Linked DNA regions of Homo sapiens: region 2 is linked to region 1. Evidence: chromatin contacts called from ENCODE Hi-C or POLR2A ChIA-PET data. All regions are on one chromosome and are shown on one strand. Each heading gives the region's core, a stretch centred on a gene start or an enhancer-like site at or near the end of the contact. The rest is flanking DNA. Distances are from core to core; before and after follow the strand shown.

Region 1 (4,530 bases), core at 16-2,515:
CCCTGCCTGGCCAGATGTGCCTGCAGCTGGTACCCTGCCCTCAGGGCCTCCACACTTTGGTTCAAGCCCTTCCTTCCTCCTCCTCTTTGCCTGCCCACTGCTCAAGCCCCTTCAAGACCAGCCTCTCCCACAGCACCTCCTAGACTCACTGAATTTGCTTTTTCTGAAAGTCCTCTAGCGCACTGACGTGTTAGATCATTTCTTTCCTGGAGGCAGGGAATCATTTATTAATACATAATCTTTGTAGCTCATCTCCTTAAAAAAGTTAAGGCAGTTTCAAAATTAAAATATAGAGGAAGAGATTAAAAGAGAATAAACACAGCTCTGGGGGAAAAAAGCAGAGTAGACACCCGATCCACCCAGCAGGTATTTACAATGGACATATAGACCCTCATTCATTTTTTCTTCTCCAACCAATGGTTATCAAGCACCTACTATGTGTCGGCTGAGGATCTAGCAGCAGATGAAACAGACAAAACTCTCCCAGAACTCAGACCCTCCCACAGTGAATCAGATGCTTAGCATCTGTTGAAAGACAACTTAGCACTACAGCAGTAACTACATTTTGCTGTTTAGTGTGAAGCAGTCATTTGTTGGTGGTATTTAATGACGTTCAGACTTCACTCCATTCGTGTCTAATCAAAAGTGACGCATCTCTTCCCATGCAATCCCGCCTGCAGTGGAGGTTTGGCTTGCCCTGGTTTGGTTTGACTCGTCTTGACTTGTCTTGGCAACTGGGGAAGAGTTTCAGGGTTTCTCATCACAGGGGTGAAGGTGTGGGTTTGGCTGTGTGGCTCCAAGGTGCGGGTGGAGGGGTGTAGGGGTTCTGTCTCAGCCTGTGGGAAGGATGACCGGGGCTCAGTTCCTCTCTTCCTGTCTTTGTGCAGAAGACTCTCAGGTTACCAGCACAATATCCCCCCTACATTCTCCTCACAAGGGACTCCCTCCTCGGCCACCGTCGCACAACAGGCCTCCTCCTCCCCAGTCCCTGGAGGGACTCCGACAGATGCACTATCACCGCAACGACTATGACAAGTCACCCATCAAGCCCAAAATGTGGAGTGAGTCCTCTTTAGATGAACCCTATGAGAAGGTCAAGAAGCGCTCCTCTCACAGCCATTCCAGGTGAGCTGCATCGTGAATGAGGCCAAATGAGGCCTCCCTCTATGCTCTGGAAGAATCAAAGGGCCGTCCCAAGTAGCATCCACGGTGACAAAATCCACATCAACCTAGTTCCTCCCCGTGGGGTTTGCCTTTCACGGGGCCGTGCTCACAGCGCCCTCTGCTGCCGACACTGTTGAGGTACATTTTTGTGACTCAGAGAAATTGGGGCTTTGGCCCACAATCAACGTGATGGCAGATGGTTTGAATGCTGTTAAATTCCAGAGGAATTAATTAGGAAATCTCAGGCAGCGCTATTCTGAAATAGCAAGTGAAAGTCCACTCGGAGCAAATGCAGAGTGGTTCAGAACTCTACCCCCTCATCCAGCAGAATTCTCCAGCCAAGCAGCTGTAATCCAAGCTGTGTATTATCAGCTCATTACCGGGCTGACTTTGTAGGGAGGTTTTTTTTGGGGGGGAAGGCATTTTCGGTCTGCTTCTCTGTTTTTCCCATTTCCTTTAATCACCCTACCAAGCTCCAAGGGGGGTGCCAGGACAGGTAAATATTTGTTTCTTGGAAAACAAAAACTGTAAGGGCAGGACCGTCACACTGCCTGACACAGAGAAGGCTGACCAGGGTTTTCCTCTCATATTGCCTAGGTTGGGAGGGGGGAGGGCATACCCCCTGCTGGGGAAAGGCTGAGAACCACAGTAGAGGTCTGACCAAGCGAGGTGGGAGTCACGGGCGAGCTTTCCCCACATGCTGGGATCATTGTCCTGAACTAGCCAGCCCCCCAGGAAAGGTGCTGTCTGTCTGGCGGTGACCACGTGGCATCCTTGGCTTTGCAGCAGCCACAAGCGCTTCCCCAGCACAGGAAGCTGTGCGGAAGCCGGCGGAGGAAGCAACTCCTTGCAGAACAGCCCCATCCGCGGCCTCCCGCACTGGAACTCCCAGTCCAGCATGCCGTCCACGCCAGACCTGCGGGTCCGGAGTCCCCACTACGTCCATTCCACGAGGTGAGTCTGCCTGGCCTTCCTGCTCAGACCAAGCCTTCCTTTTTAAAATTGGGCATTGTCAGCCCCAAGCTGGCCCAAATAATGGATGAGCTACAGTCAGACCTGAACCTGGGAGGATAAATGAAGCGGAATAAAAAACCAAGCTGGCAGCAGTCAACCCCCGTTAGCCAAGAGACCCATGCACAGGGCACTTGGAGTCAGCCAAAGAATCCCCGGGCTTCTGGAGACAGGGAGCATGGAAAGTTTCCTAAGCAAAGCAGAGGCCACAGAGGCTGGCTGGGTTAGCATGGGAAGAGGTCTTCTATCTTTCTACTGAGGCCTAAATTTATACTGGACTTCCTTTAGTGCCTCAAAATGTAAATTCATAAAGAGCAAAAGAGCCAGGCAAAAATGAGGCTTCAGTGAATCACACCTTCTGTTTCTTTTTTTTTTTTTTTTTTTGAGATGGAGTCTTGCTCTGTCACCCAGGCTGGAGTACAGTGGCGCGATCTTGGCTCGCTGCAACCTCTGCCTCCCGTGTTCAAGCGATTCTCCTGCCTCAGCCTCCCAAGTAGGTGGGATTACAGGCACCTACCACCACGCCTGGCTAATTTTTGTATTTTTTAGTAGAGACGGGGTTTCACCATGTTGGCCAGGCTGGTCTGGAACTCCTGACCTCAGGTGATCCACCCACCTTGGCCTCCCAAAGTGCTGGGATTAGAGACGTGAGCCACCGCTCCTAGCCACACCTTCTTTTTCTAAAAAGAAGCAAACCAGATCACGGAGGGCCACGTGATGGGGGCTTTCATCCCCCTTCTGAGTGGCAGTCGGAAGTGGGACTCGCCTCTTCCTGTGCTTGGCCCGTGGGGCCGCTGTGAAGTTCACATGCAGTCCCAGCATCGGGCAACATCATCTGCCATGTGATACTGTTTTGCACTTCCCTAAGCCCTGAGTGGACTCAAACGAGCAGAATGAATTATAAAGTAATGGTATGGTGAGTATTTGCATCATTCATTGTTTAATTATCTCATTTGCCACCAACCTTCTATTTCCCAGTTTTCACAGGAAAGGGGAGTCTATTTATATGGATCATGTAATAGTATTTGGTTAAACAATATGAAGGGCCTCTGTAGGACTGCTTTTATCTGATCTGTAAATAGGGACATTTCATCTGGTTTGTGTTTTCTTTTTTTTTTTTTTTTTTTTTTTTTAAGAGAGACAGGGTCTTGCCCTGTTGCCCAGGCTGGAGTGCAGTGGTTTGATCATAGCTTACTGCATCCTCAAGTGATCCTCCCTCTTCAACCTCCTGACTAGCTGGGACCCCTGGTGTACAACACTACACCCAGCTAATTTTCTAATTTATTTGTAAGAGATGAGGTCTTACAGTGTTGCACAGGATGGTCTCAAATTCCCAGGCTCAAGCAATTCTTCAGCCTCCTGAAGCACTGGGATTACAGGCGTGGACCACAGTGCCCAGCCCTATCTGGTTTAACATGATACTAAGGATTCTGTGATTCTCTTTGTGTCTATAGAATTATTTAAAAAAAAAAAAAAACCCAGAAATCGAAACCTTTCTGTGAGTCCTAGCTTCAGTCCCACTTCCCACTGGGAATCATGGTGGAGACCCCAGGTTCACCTCCCGCAATGGGCAGTTCCCGGATCCCTGGGGCAGCCCTGCTGAGTGAGACTCTGGCTTGCTGGGCTGGGGCCTGCGCCCGCGTGCAGACACCCAGTGCCCTCCTCAGGACCCCCTCCTCCCCGGAGCACCCCTCCTTGGGCCCACTCCCCACCCCCAGACCAACCCGGGTCGTCTCCCGGCAGGTCGGTGGACATCAGCCCCACCCGACTGCACAGCCTCGCACTGCACTTTAGGCACCGGAGCTCCAGCCTGGAGTCCCAGGGCAAGCTCCTGGGCTCGGAAAACGACACCGGGAGCCCCGACTTCTACACCCCGCGGACTCGTAGCAGCAACGGCTCAGACCCCATGGACGACTGCTCGTCGTGCACCAGCCACTCGAGCTCGGAGCACTACTACCCGGCGCAGATGAACGCCAACTACTCCACGCTGGCCGAGGACTCGCCGTCCAAGGCGCGCCAGAGGCAGAGGCAGCGGCAGCGGGCGGCGGGCGCACTGGGCTCAGCCAGCTCGGGCAGCATGCCCAACCTGGCGGCGCGCGGGGGTGCGGGGGGCGCGGGGGGCGCGGGGGGCGGTGTGTACCTGCACAGCCAGAGCCAGCCCAGCTCGCAGTACCGCATCAAGGAGTACCCGCTGTACATCGAGGGCGGCGCCACGCCCGTGGTGGTGCGCAGCCTGGAGAGCGACCAGGAGGGCCACTACAGCGTCAAGGCTCAGTTCAAGACGTCCAACTCCTACACGGCGGGCGGCCTGTTCAAGGAGAGCTGGCGCGGCGGCGGCGGCGACGAGGGCGACAC
Region 2 (5,219 bases), core at 832-3,331, 820 kb before region 1:
ACTTGGCTAATTACCTAGCTTCTGGGAACTTTGATTTCTTTATCTGTTAAACGGGGAGTCTCTCTCGTAAGCGTTTCCATGTAAGTCTCTTAGAACCAGGCCTTAAATATTCTAAATGCACAATAAATATTTGTGATTTGGTGGTTATTACTATGATCATTAATTCTAGAGAGTAATGGGAAGTTTTATTGTAATATTGTTTTGGGAATGATAACCAAAACAATATTTACTCCAGGTCTTTTCTGGTTGATACGGTTCCCCAAATCGAATTCAAGAGTCTCTCAGTGGTGTGTGATTGCAATTATGCAAAGAAGACTGCTGTGCCCCTTCAATCCGTCTTTCATACAATCACCTGTTAGTATTTAAAAAATGAAAATCTTATCACCTTACTCCCTGTCTTGTCCTCCAATGTCCTGAAAAAATGCCTCTTGATCTCCCTATGGGGGACCCTAAGGACATCCTGTCTTGGTCCTCCCTAGTTCCATGGTTCTCATTTGCCTTCAGGAGAGACCCCAGACTCCTTAGCTGGACTCTGGTCAGATGGGATGGGTCAGTTACAGTAGAGCTTGCAGAGGTCAGGCCTCATGATAGTGAGTTCTTATGAGATCTGATGGTTTTTTGTTTTTGTTTTTTGAGACGAAGACTTGCTCTGTCACCAGGCTAGAGTGCAGTGGTGCCATCTTGGGTCACTGCAACCTCTGCCCCTGGGTTGAAGTGATTCTCCTGCCTCAGCCTCCTGAGTAGCTGGGACTACAGGTATGCGCCATCACACCCAGCTAATTTTTTTTTTGTTTGTATTTTTAGTAGAGACAGGTTTTCATCATGTTGGCCAGGCTGGTCTTGAACTCCTTACCTCAAGTGATCTGCCCACCTCGACCTCCGAAAGTGCTGGGATTACAGGCATGAGCCGCCACACCTGGCCAAGATCTGATGGTTTTTTATAAGTGTCTGTTGTTTCTCTGCTTGCACTTCTCTCTCCTGCCTCCATGTAAAGAAGGTGCTTGCTTCTCCTTCACCTTCTGCCATGACTGTAGGATTCCTGAGGCCTCCTCAGCCAGGTGGAACTGAGAGTCAATTAAACCTCTTTCCTTTATAAATTATCCACTCTTGGATAGTATCTTTATAGCAGTGTGAAAACAGACTAATACAGCACCTATTCCAGGGTTGAAGATTTAATAGGCTCCCCACCTCTTTTTTTTTCTTTTCTTTCTTTCTTTTTTTTTTTTTTTTTGAGATGGGGCCTGTCTTTCACCCAGAGCAGAGTGGAGTGCAGTGGTGTGATCACAGCTCATTCCAGCCTCGAAATCTCCTCCTCAAGTGATCGTCCTGACTCAGCCTCCTGAGTAGCTGGGACTACAGGCACACGCTACCACACGCTTAACACATATTTTTTGGTTACTTAAGACTTTCCTTAATCTTGTTACAGCCTATATGTTGCCATTCCTATATTTCTTAAAGTTTTCTCAAAAGTGAAAGAAAACTTCTCCTTTTAGGCATTTAAATAGAGGTTTTTCTCAGAGGAACAGTGTTGTAAAAATCACAGATAAATAGAAAATGACCAGAGCAGATCGTGCTGCTGGATGACAGAAAAGTATCTCAACACTAGAGGTCCCTCTCTCCATAGCATCCAGTGGACCTGCCTGGGGATGGCTGCCAGCTTTGGTGGCTTCTGACTTGGAACAAAAAGTGAGGAGTGGAGGAAATTTGAACTAGCGGATTCTTTGTGGCTTTGCAAATTAAATCTCATACCTCAAGCCTGCCCTGCTGAGGCTCTGGCACAGACACACAAAAAGTACTATTTTCTTCTCCTGAATCCTAGTTCCAGTTTAATTTTATTCTATTTCGATCTGGTTCTTGAATTAGCCATGTGATTTTATTCAAATCTTTTTCTCTTATTCCCATCTGGGAAGCAATCTGGGTTGGGTTACTGGCTTTACTCTGCAATATCTGCAGAATATGAGCAAGTTATGGAGTCCCCCTGTCCCTCCGAGGGTCATGAGGGATATGGGAATACAAACTCGAGGGTTACTCAAGTTGCTGTGGCTCAGCTGTGACTTATCCGGGTCCGGCTTCACCCCTCCAGGGACAGGGCTCCTCCCAGCCATGAAGCACCTTTCATTATTCACACGCAACTAGCCAGTAAAAGAGACGAGAGACTCGGTGGGGTGTGCTATGTTTTCCACCAAGGGTCAATAACTGGCAAGAAAAGAAATCAGTCCAGGGACACAGGAAAAGAGTAAAGTTTGCTTTTGAAATGAGACACAGAACATTTCACTTGTGTTAGACAGTAAAGAATAGAAGGATGAAATGAGAACATAAAGTTTCAGTCTGTTGTCTTGCGGGTGATGGAGTAGGGAAGAAGGGGAGAGAAATGGGGCGGGTTCTCCCATGGCCTCCTTGTGGCTAAAGGCTTCATCGTTCGTGAACTCCTAGAAGAGGCATGGCAGAGCTCAGAACATGGCCTGTCTCTCCACCGTCCGCATCACAGGGGCCTCCATCCCCTCCCTTCCCCTGCACACACCTGCCCCTGGTTACTCTTCATCCGTGGTGCACTTAGATAGCTCGGGCCACTCTGCAGACCACAGAATGGAGATGAGGGCAGTGGCAGCCCTGGGGGGATTCACCAGACAATTTAATCAGAGCATTCCAGGGGCTAGAAGCAGAGGCATGAGCTTGGAGATTGGGGTATTCCCTTGGCCTTGGGAACGCCTCTCTCCATGAGGACTGTCATGGGGGGAGAAGGAACAGTTAAGGGCTGAGGGTAGGGCCCTGTCTGCCCAGGTTTAAGAGTGGTACGGGGTGTTCCCAAAGTCTCCATTCTCCCTTTGTTTGTCTTCCAGTTTCCTGTCTGGAGCTCCTTGGGTTAGAGCCTTCTCAAATTCAGGACGAGGATATCCCCTGACTAACCCAACCAAAGTTTCTTTTCTCATATCCAATGGCTACGTCCTTTAGGATTTTTGCCAAATCCTGTGGCTTTGCACTCGGCATAAACTGTGTGTAGCAAAGAAAATGTGAGGACCAGATGCTTGGTCAACAAATGCTGTCTTCTTTTTTTGTTTTTCTTTTTCTTTTTTTCTGAGAAGGCATCTCACTCTGTCGCCCAGGCCAAGCAGTCCTCCCATCTCAGCCTCCCAAGTAGCTGGCACATGCCCCATGCCACACCCAGCTGATTTTTAAATTTTTTGTAGAGATGGGGCCTCACTATGTTTCCCAGGCTGGTCTTGAACTCCTTAGCTCAAGTGATGCTCCCACCTTAGCCTCCAAAAGTGCTGGGATTATAAGCATGAGCCACTGCACCTGGCCCTGTCTTCTCATAGCGAGTTTGAACCTAGTTTGGAAGTGGCTTACAACTGTACAAGTTATCAGTGCAATTCAACATTCCTTACAGGTGCCTCAGCTCATTCCAAAGTGGATTACACAGAGAAAGAGATGACATCACACACATTTTAGGACCCTCACTGAGAGCTTTTGAATGGGTTTTACAGTCATGAGGCTGAATGATGACGGCCACATTTCCTCCTTGCTAGGAGTGTGGAGAGCCCAAAGGAAAAAGGGGTTTGGGGTGCTGTCCCAGACACATCTTCGTGTTGGGAATGGTGCCACAGAAATTCCCGACACCTCAGTTTCAAAGCCGTTCATCAGATCATGGACGTGTTAGTTTGCCGCCCTGGAAATCTACTTGAGGTTTTGGCAAAGTCTTTTTAGCTGGCTGTGACATAACCACAAATTGGAAGGAAAGTAATGCATTTCACATGTTACTGGCAACCCTGGACCCACCCACAGCAGTGAAATGACTCCGAAAATTCCTTAGCTGACTCCTTACTGCTTTTATTTTCTCTACAAAGAGACACAACTCAGAGGTCTTTCTCGATGTTCGAGTCAAGGACCAGGAACACCTGTTCATCACTAGTGGCTTGAAACTTCGGGTGGAGAAAGGCTCAAAATCTGACAGTGGCATTCTTGTCAATTTAGGGATAGGCAACGTGCAATTTTGGACCTCGGGCGAACGGAATTCTGTCACCATCTTGCACCTCGTTTTGCTATGAACCCATGCAACCTCCTAGGAGGTGCACAGAGTTTGAAATGAAATCCAATTAACCTTTCACAGTGTTTCAGCTGGGAGGCTGGGAAGCACATTTGTTTCACCTAATTCCGCAGTTGTCGTGATGCTAATAGATGTTCGCACATTGAGAGACCTAATAGTCATTGCATTTTTATAGCCCGGCAATTGACTTCTCCATTTTTATAGCAGCCTGGGAGGCTGGAATATTGCAGGCAGGGTTCTCTGTCACAGCTTCCCTTTCTTCTGGGCTGTGGTGTGTGCTTGTTCTGCAGGTGCCTGGAAACCCCACCCCCTTATATTCTCTCCTCAGTGGGACAGAGCAAAATAACAATTAAGTGTCAGGAAGAAGAATGTAGGTTTCAAAACATTGCGATCACTTTTCTGTATGAAATACCTTTCTATGGAAGTTGTAGAGCCTCTTGTGTGCCAGTAATTTAAAAATACGTATTTCTGGGAGATTGGGGTATGCTGGTTATACATTGCTGTGTAGCAAATTACCCCAAAACTCTAGTGGTTTGAAACAACAATATTCATCTATTGTCATTGCATTAGTTTGCTCAGGCTGCTGTAAGAAAGTATCACAGACCAGGTGGCTTAAATCATGGTCCCCAACCTTTTTGGCACCAAGGGCTGGTTTCATGGAAGACAATTTTTCCATCGATGGTGGGGGTGGGAGGGTGCAGTGGTTTCAGGATGATTCAAGCGTATTACATTTGATGTGCACTTTATTTCTATTATTATTGCATTATAATATCTAAGGAAATAATTCTACAACTCACCATAATGCAGAATCAGTGGGAGCCCTGAGCTTGCTTTCCTGCAACTAGATGGTCCTATCTGGAGGTGATGGGAGACAGTGACAGATCATCAGGCATTAGATTCTCGTAAGGAACGTGCAACCTAGATCCCTGGCATGTGCAGTTCACAGTAGGGTTCATTCTCCTACGAGAATCTGATGCTGCCGCTGATCTGACAGGAGGCTGAGCTCAGGCAGTAACGCCAGCGATGGGGAGTGGCTGTAAGTACAGATGACGATTCACTCGCTCACCTACTGCTCACCTCCTGCTGTGCGGCCAGGTTCCTAACAGGCCATGGACCAGTTCCAGTCTGTGGCCCGGGGGTTGGGGACCCCTGGCTTAAACAACAGGAATTAATT

What was found. Hi-C counts contacts between places; a loop is a spot of excess contacts on that map. ChIA-PET counts read pairs that join two places held with the same protein, here RNA polymerase II (POLR2A). Pooled maps may share reads with other maps.
Region 2: a pooled map shows a loop between it and region 1 (18-fold over the local background). The contact joins two enhancer-like sites. A Hi-C loop is called at or near these places in 9 of 50 pooled maps. POLR2A ChIA-PET finds 5 or more read pairs at or near these places in 2 of 52 experiments (A673 and T-cell).

The regions. Positions count from the first base shown.
Region 1 is chr10:13,656,911-13,661,440 of GRCh38, reverse strand. FRMD4A (FERM domain containing 4A) reads left to right here. Exons shown (of 25, transcript NM_018027.5): 20 at 888-1,125; 21 at 1,951-2,118; 22 at 3,919-4,530. Among named protein-coding and RNA genes, the nearest start is that of PRPF18, 72 kb to the right of the region's middle. RefSeq lists enhancers at 734-793, 1,124-1,173. Within about 2 kb of position 1,265, at least 15 of the 41 ENCODE cell types and tissues checked have a DNase peak (open chromatin) inside an H3K27ac peak, as active enhancers do.
Region 2 is chr10:14,475,238-14,480,456 of GRCh38, reverse strand. No RefSeq gene overlaps it. Among named protein-coding and RNA genes, the nearest start is that of MIR1265, 41 kb to the right of the region's middle. Within about 2 kb of position 2,081, at least 2 of the 41 ENCODE cell types and tissues checked have a DNase peak (open chromatin) inside an H3K27ac peak, as active enhancers do.